2 separate regions of the Homo sapiens genome follow, and region 2 is linked to region 1. Evidence: chromatin contacts called from ENCODE Hi-C or POLR2A ChIA-PET data. All regions are on one chromosome and are shown on one strand. The core of a region is the stretch at or near the end of the contact, and the rest is flanking DNA. Distances in the headings are between cores, read along the strand shown. Region 1 has its middle 3.9 kb from the start of LINC00598. Region 2 overlaps FOXO1 (forkhead box O1).

The links. Hi-C counts contacts between places; a loop is a spot of excess contacts on that map. ChIA-PET counts read pairs that join two places held with the same protein, here RNA polymerase II (POLR2A). Pooled maps may share reads with other maps.
Region 2: a loop to region 1 is called in a pooled map, with 2.3 times the contacts of the local background. The contact joins two enhancer-like sites. A Hi-C loop is called at or near these places in 2 of 50 pooled maps. POLR2A ChIA-PET finds 5 or more read pairs at or near these places in 6 of 52 experiments (CD4-positive, alpha-beta T cell, CD8-positive, alpha-beta memory T cell, T-cell and 2 more).

Annotation. Positions count from the first base shown.
Region 1 is chr13:40,483,202-40,486,667 of GRCh38, reverse strand. No RefSeq gene overlaps it. Among named protein-coding and RNA genes, the nearest start is that of LINC00598, 3.9 kb to the right of the region's middle. Within about 2 kb of position 1,352, at least 4 of the 41 ENCODE cell types and tissues checked have a DNase peak (open chromatin) inside an H3K27ac peak, as active enhancers do.
Region 2 is chr13:40,628,613-40,632,111 of GRCh38, reverse strand. All of the region lies in intron 1 of FOXO1 (forkhead box O1), which reads left to right. Among named protein-coding and RNA genes, the nearest start is that of FOXO1, 36 kb to the left of the region's middle. RefSeq lists an enhancer at 1,929-2,028. Within about 2 kb of position 1,936, at least 3 of the 41 ENCODE cell types and tissues checked have a DNase peak (open chromatin) inside an H3K27ac peak, as active enhancers do.

The DNA.
Region 1 (3,466 bases), core at 103-2,602:
TGTCCCCAGAGGTCGTGGGCTTTGCTGTGTTTGTCCTTGTATCTTCGAGCCTGGCTTTGGCCCTGACCACACATGTGTGGCACTGTAAATGCTGCTGAAGTAATAGAGAGTTGGGTAAATGACGATCGCTTTTCTGCCTTGCTGGCTGCAAATCCCACCTTCACAGAGCAGGCCCAGAACATTCCCATGGTGCTGGGCCACCAGGGAGCCGTTTGGGGAAACCAAGCTAATATTCTTCTAATGTTTAGGAAAAATAGGCGGTTTCACTGCAGGTTTCATCGCAGGTCACCTGACTGGCCTCGAGGGCAGTTCAAGTCTCTACTTAAACACCTGAGAATGGATGCTGGGCCACTCCCTGGGGATCATTTTGCCCCATGCAGTAATTCTACCAATCTGGGTAGCAGAAAGGTTAAGTGACTTGCTCAAGGACCCACAGAACTAAGGGAGAGAGCTTGGGATGGGAAGCAGTGGCCTCTGTGCTTTCTGCTCTGGGACCCATTTCTCAGCCCTTGGGAGGGCCCACTGAGGGTGGGGTGCGGTTTGGGCTGGCTTTGAAATCCTTGGGATCGTCTGGCGAAGTTGAGAACAGGGCAGCAGCCTTGCTTCAGAAGTCTTGGGGCTGCTCTGGGTACCTGAGCTGCTGCCCCGGCAGCAGGAAGTAATACTTTTAGAGCTTTAGCCCCAAAACCTCAGAAACTTTTTGATGATGCATTAAATGTCAAGTATATTGTTGAGAGGTGAAAAAAAAAAAAACCCAGGTATCAGCCTTTGTTACTGAGATGACAGGAGATAGTAATATTACAGGAAGTCATACTGTCAAAATAATAGAGAGGGTAGTGTCTAGGGGGCCACACCTTATAATAACTGTACTTAGTACAAAGGAGATTTCGTGTGCACCTCCGCATCTGTGCACTCTGAGGTGGAGCCCGGAGAGGAGGTGTAGAGAGAAGAAGGTGGAGTCTGCTCTGCGGGTATCTTTGCTTTGACATACAAAGCAGAGTTTAACTCAAAGACTGCTTTGTCTGGGGACAGACTACTCAGGCTTCAGGCCAATTACCATGAAAATTCACGTTAAAAAAAAATGCGTAATTGAAGCAAAAGGATTTTTAAATCTTTTTTTTTTTTTTTGCCTAAATGATTTGTCTACTTAGATGATAATTTCCAGATAATTGCAGCATTTTGGAACTGGAAGGGACTCTAAGGGGTCATTTTTCCCCACTGATGAGGGCTTCACAGCCTGCAGATGGACTTGGTTCAGGTCCTCAGCTAGGTGATGGCTCAGCAAGTCTGGCCCCTAGGCACCCTGGCCCCATGCCTGCCACTTCCTGCGGCCACACCCTGCCCACCCTCCCATCTCCTTTCCAAATGAGGTAACTCCCTGGGCAAGCCTTCTGTTCTGTAGGACAAGTTATCTAGCCTAGCCCCTGGCATGGTATAAGTCCTGGACACATGTTTGCTGAGAGAATAAACATGAGTTGGGCAGGAACTGGGCCAGGCTCCTCCACATGTTGTATGTGAAGCCTGTAGGTAGAGCTGGTTCACAGCCTGGCTGTTTAAACATGCAGGGACTTAGGCTGCAAGCGGGTGTGGACCGCATGGTGTGTTTGGAAGCAAAGCAACATTCACACGCTGTAGCGAAAGACATCTCCCTTCCGACTCCAGACGGGAGCTATTCTCTCCCTTATTTCTGTCTCTAGACCTGACCCTCCTTCAAGCCTATCTCTCCAGCTGCCTGCCTGGCACCTCCACTAGGATGTGCAGCTGGCATCTCACACTTGACATGGCCAAACCAGTCTTCTTCCATCTTCTGCTCGGTTACAGCATTTATCTACTCATTAAATCTAAAGAGTCGCCCTTAGTTCTTCTGTTTCCCACTCCTCCAAGCACACTCAATCTACCAGCAAGTCCCATTGGCTTTGCAGTAAAGAATATACGTCAGATTGGGCCACTTGTCAACCCTCTACCTCTACTCCCCTCATTCAAGCCACCACCGTCTCCCTGAGCTCTGGGTCCCGCAGCTACTCCTATTCCGGGCAGACCCATGCTTGCTCCCATCCCTGGTCTTGGCGCCACTGTGCCATCTTCCTGCACGCGCCTCCTGCCTCTCGGATGGCTGCCTCCTCCTTGGCATCAGCCTCCTCTTGGCTCGGACATGACCCATTACAGAGGTCCTCCCCGACTCCCATCTGAGAAAGTCCCCCTGCTCCCCATTACTCATCACTTTACTGTTTTGGTTTTGTGTTCAGGACACTTATTACCATCAAACACTCTCTTACTTACTGATTTGTCTGCTGTCACCTCCCCATGCTAAAGGGTTAATCTCCAGGAGGGCAGGGACTGTGTCAGCCTCACGGCAGGAGCTCAGTCAGTGCTGCCTGCAGTGAGCAACACACTGGCATCTACACAAGTCTCTGCCCCCTCTTCCTCTCTGTCATTCGCCTGTATATGCCAAACAGCTGCTGAAAAGCCAGAAGAGGAGTTCAAGGACACTCACACAATCTTTGAAAAGACATGGGTTTTATTTCCTCTCCTTACCACCATGGCAGTGCGAGGGGCAGCGTTTCTGCTCTGCGCACCTCCATGGAGGCACGCACACAACCTTGCTGTGGTCAGCACACCCTCATCCTCACTCCGCTAGTGAGAAGACCCAAAGCTCTGCAGGGCTCGGGAGCACAGGTGTGTAGGCAGGATCCGTGCCGCGGCTCTTGCTAGCTCTGCTGCGAAGTGGTCCCACGAGGACAGTCATTCATTCATCATAGGGAGACTAGGAAAGGCTTGCAGCTTGGTTCTCCCATCTGCCTGGGTGCTCAGTGCTTACTGGCAGGGCCGCTGCGGCCTGGGCGTGTGGCTTTCTTGCCTGACTGCACATGCGTCTGCCAGTGGCTCTCGAGCACCCATAGAGAGCTTCCTTGTCCAGGCTTCTTGCCAGGACCCAGGGCTGGGGACAAATGTGCAAATGACAGGGACCAGCTCTGTAAGGAAGCAACAACTGCCCACATCTCCATCTGCTTCACCTGATGCTCGCCATCGTCTCTGGGTAATCCTGCCCCAACTATGCTGGCTACGGTTGCAGATAAATGTTTCCCATCTCACATGGATTGAGAGCTTGCTGTGTACCACCGATTCTGTGTTTTATGTTCCCTTACGGTTTAATCCTTGCAAACAATCCTATGAAGACAGCCTTTCAAACCTCGTTTTTAGAGTGCAGGAACTGAATGAAACTCAGAGAAATTAAGTGGCCCACATCTAGTAAGTGGCAGTCCAGGAGTCAGCTGGAAGTCTTCCAAACCCAAACTCATATTCTCATATTCTCATAGTCCATGACCTGGACCCACAGTGACCATCTGTCCCAAGTTGCCCAGGATGTGGGAATTTTACTGCTAAAACTAGAAGAGTCCCAGACAACCTAGGATGGTTGGTGGCTTCACCTGTGCAGGTGAGGAGGTGATCATAGTCGGTCCAGTTG
Region 2 (3,499 bases), core at 687-3,186, 140 kb before region 1:
TTTTAGTAGAGATGGGGTTTCACTGTGTTAGCCAGGATGGTCTCCATCTCCTGACCTCGTGATCCACCTGCCATGGCCTCCCAAAGTGCTGGGATTACAGTCATGAGCCACCATGCCCTGCTGGGTTTTTTCATTTTTTTTGGAGGTAGTGTCCTATTTTTTTAAAATTTGTGGTAAAATATACATAAAATACACTATCTTAACCGTTTTAAAACGTACTGTTCCGTGACATTAAGTACTTTCATTTTGTTATGCCAACCCATTGTAATCACCATCCATCTTCAGAACTCTTTTCATCTTGCAAAACTGTAACTTTGTGTCTGTTAAACAATAACTTCGCATTTCCTCCTTCTTCAGGCTTTTGACAGCCACCATTCTACTTTCTGTCTCTATGAATTTGACTACTTTAGGTCCTTTATAGGAGTGGAATCCTATTTTGTGACTGGTTTATTTCACTTAGCACAATGTCTTCAAGGTCCATCCATGTTGTAACTTGTGTCCTACTCTATTCTATGTATATATCACATTTTGTTTATCCATTCATCCCTCAATGGACACCTTTTGGGTGTTGTGAATAGTACTGCTGTGAATATGGATGTACAAACGGTGGTGTCCTTTGAAGCAAAAATGTTCTTAATTTTGATGAAGTCCAAAGTATCTATTTTTTTTTCTTTTGTAGCTTGTGCTTTTGGTGTCATGTCTAAGAAACCATTGCCTAATCCAAGATCGGAAAGATTTATCCCTATGTTTTCTTCTAAGAGTTTAATGTATTAGTTCTTACATTTAGGTCTTTGATTCTTTTGAGTTGATTTTGGTATATGCCATGAGGTCACAGTCATAGTTTATGGAATGCGGCCCTAAACTTAAGCTCTAGTTGTTGGTCTGCTTTGGTTATGCTGAAAAGTTGCAGCATAAATACTTTTCGCAGGGATCCCTCCTCCACAATGCTGCCACTCCACCCTGCAGGACTCTAAGTCCAGCCTCTCTTGGCCCTGAATGATTGAGAACTCTGGAACAAAGACCTTGGCAATAATGTTTTTATATCCATTTCATTTTTCCTCATTGGTCATAACGGCTTTATTCTTTCTCACTTATCCACCCCACAACATAATTTATGTTAGGTGGAAAATTGCCCCTAACTTTAGTAAGCCTCTTTGGGGTGGGAAAATCCTCACCTGTATGGAGGCATTGCCCCTTGATTCTTGGTTTCTGAACCACATTCCTGCAGAGTGGTGCCCTGCGGGAATCTTGGTATTATACTTTAAGGCAACTTCCTTCCCATTTAAGAAATTAAAAAGATTTAGACAAAGAAAAATGACAGAGTGGTGTTGAGGAGTGGTGTTGGCAAAGCTTGTAGTCTTCACAGTATGGGAAGGGAAAAATAGTTTTAGGCTCTTTCCCTATTTGCCAGGCCAGTCATTAAGTGACAAGCTTTTCCTGGTTTTTCCTTTTTTTTTTTTGAGAAGTTTTGCTCCCACGCCCAGTCTGGAGTGCAGTGGCGCGATCTCGGCCCACCCCAACCTCCACCTCTTGGGTTCAAGCAATTATCCTGCCTCAGCCTTCCGAGTAGCTGGGATTACAGGCGCGCGCCACTGCACCTGGCTACATTTTTGTATTTTTAGTGGACACGGGGTTTCACCATGTTGGCCAGGCTGGTCTTCAACTCCTGACCTCAGGTAATCTGCCACCTTGGCCTCCCAGCATGCTAGGATTACAGGCGTGAGCTACTGCACCAGGCTGGTTTTTCCATGTTGACAAATGATTTTTGCTTTTCAGTGGGAACAAAAAGAAGAACAAAAGCAAACAGCCCCAGACTGTTTAGAAGGATCCCCTTGGCTTGCCCTGTGTGTAAACGACACCGAGATTTTCTGTATAATCAGAGATTCTCAAGAGTTTCAGTTCCCCTTGCTGTTTAAATTAGCAGGACTTGAATTCCTAGAACAAATATGCCTAGCATTGTGGCAGGACTGGAGTTCCTGGTTTAGCTACTTATATTTTAAACCTCCTTCCCTTATTTTTTGGACATAGAAAGGTAGAAGATATAATACTATCAATTTTTTTGAAGTGGTGGGCATTATTTTGTAAATTAAAAATGTTAGATGTAATGTAGTTAAAGGTTCTTATCACTTGACTGCTGAGCACAAGAAAAGCCCAAACCAGGCTACTTGTTGTAGGTCCTCTGGTTTCAGAATGATTTATGCTCACTTTACTAGCACATATTTAGTTGCCTTGAACCTTCTCAACTGTAGCTTCCTCTTACAGAACACAGTGCCCCACAAGGAGACTTTGAATCTGTGATCTCCTCCCAGGTTTTAGCCGAAGCCCACAACCCACTGAGCATGTGAAGCAAGGGCCATTGGTGGATGGGTCTTATGTCCATATGCAGGTTGAATATTCCTAATCTGAAAATCTAAAATCCTAAATGCTCCAAAATCTGAAACTTCTTGAGTGGCAACATGATGCTCAAAGGAAATGCTCAGTGGAGGGTTTTGGATTTTTGGATTAGGGATGCTTAACTGGTAAGTTTAATGCAAATGTTCCAAAATCTGAAAAAATCCAAAGTCCAAAATGCTTCTGGTTCCAATCATTTTGGATAAGGGATAGTCAGTCTGCACTTGATATACCTCTAGAGGCTGTGAAATCTTAGGCAGTTCAAAAGTCATGTTGTTTGGCTGGGTGCAGTGGCTCACGCCTGTAATCCCAGCACCTTGGGAGGCCGAGGCGGGCAGATCACCTGAGGTTGGGAGTTCGAGACCAGCCTGACCAACATGGAGAAACCCCATCTCTACTAAAAATACAAAATTAGCTGGGCGTGGTGGCGCATGCCTGTAATCCCAGCTACTCGGGAGGCTGAGGCAGGAGAATAGCTTGAACCCGGGAGGCGGAGGTTGCAGTGGGCCGAGATTGCACCACTGCACTCCAGCCTGGGCAACAAGAGTGAAACTCTGTCTGAAAAAAAAAAAAAAAGTCATGTTGTTTTAACTATTCATTGCCATTTGTTGGTTGGGCCTCTTCAACCATTGTGATCCAATCCTAGTTCAATCCCTTGTTGAATTCAAGTATTGAGGTCTTAGGATGAATGAACAAGGCTTTGGGCTGGCACATAAAGGTGGGACACCCACAGGTCCTGCTCTTTGGGAGTTTGGGTAAGTGTATTTTATTCCCGAGATGCACTTGTAAAAATATACATGGTAGGCCATAGGTGGTCTCACAGTTTGTCTGTAGTAGTACAGTTACTGTTTGATTCAGGGGAGTGAGAGGTGAGTCTGTTTCAGAGCAGGTGCCTGGGGGACAACCTGGAGAGGAAGGTTGAGCCTGCAGGGCTTTGGATGTGTGAAGGTAATGATTCCCAGTAGTGTTTTGTATTATTTCAAAGTACTTCTATACCATTGTTACCTCCCACCAGGTCTCATCTGCTTCTGTCAGTAGGTTGGCCATGTCCCCATTTCACAGATGAGGAAACTTGGCTTTGAGAGTGTGGCTTGGTGCAACTGAGATT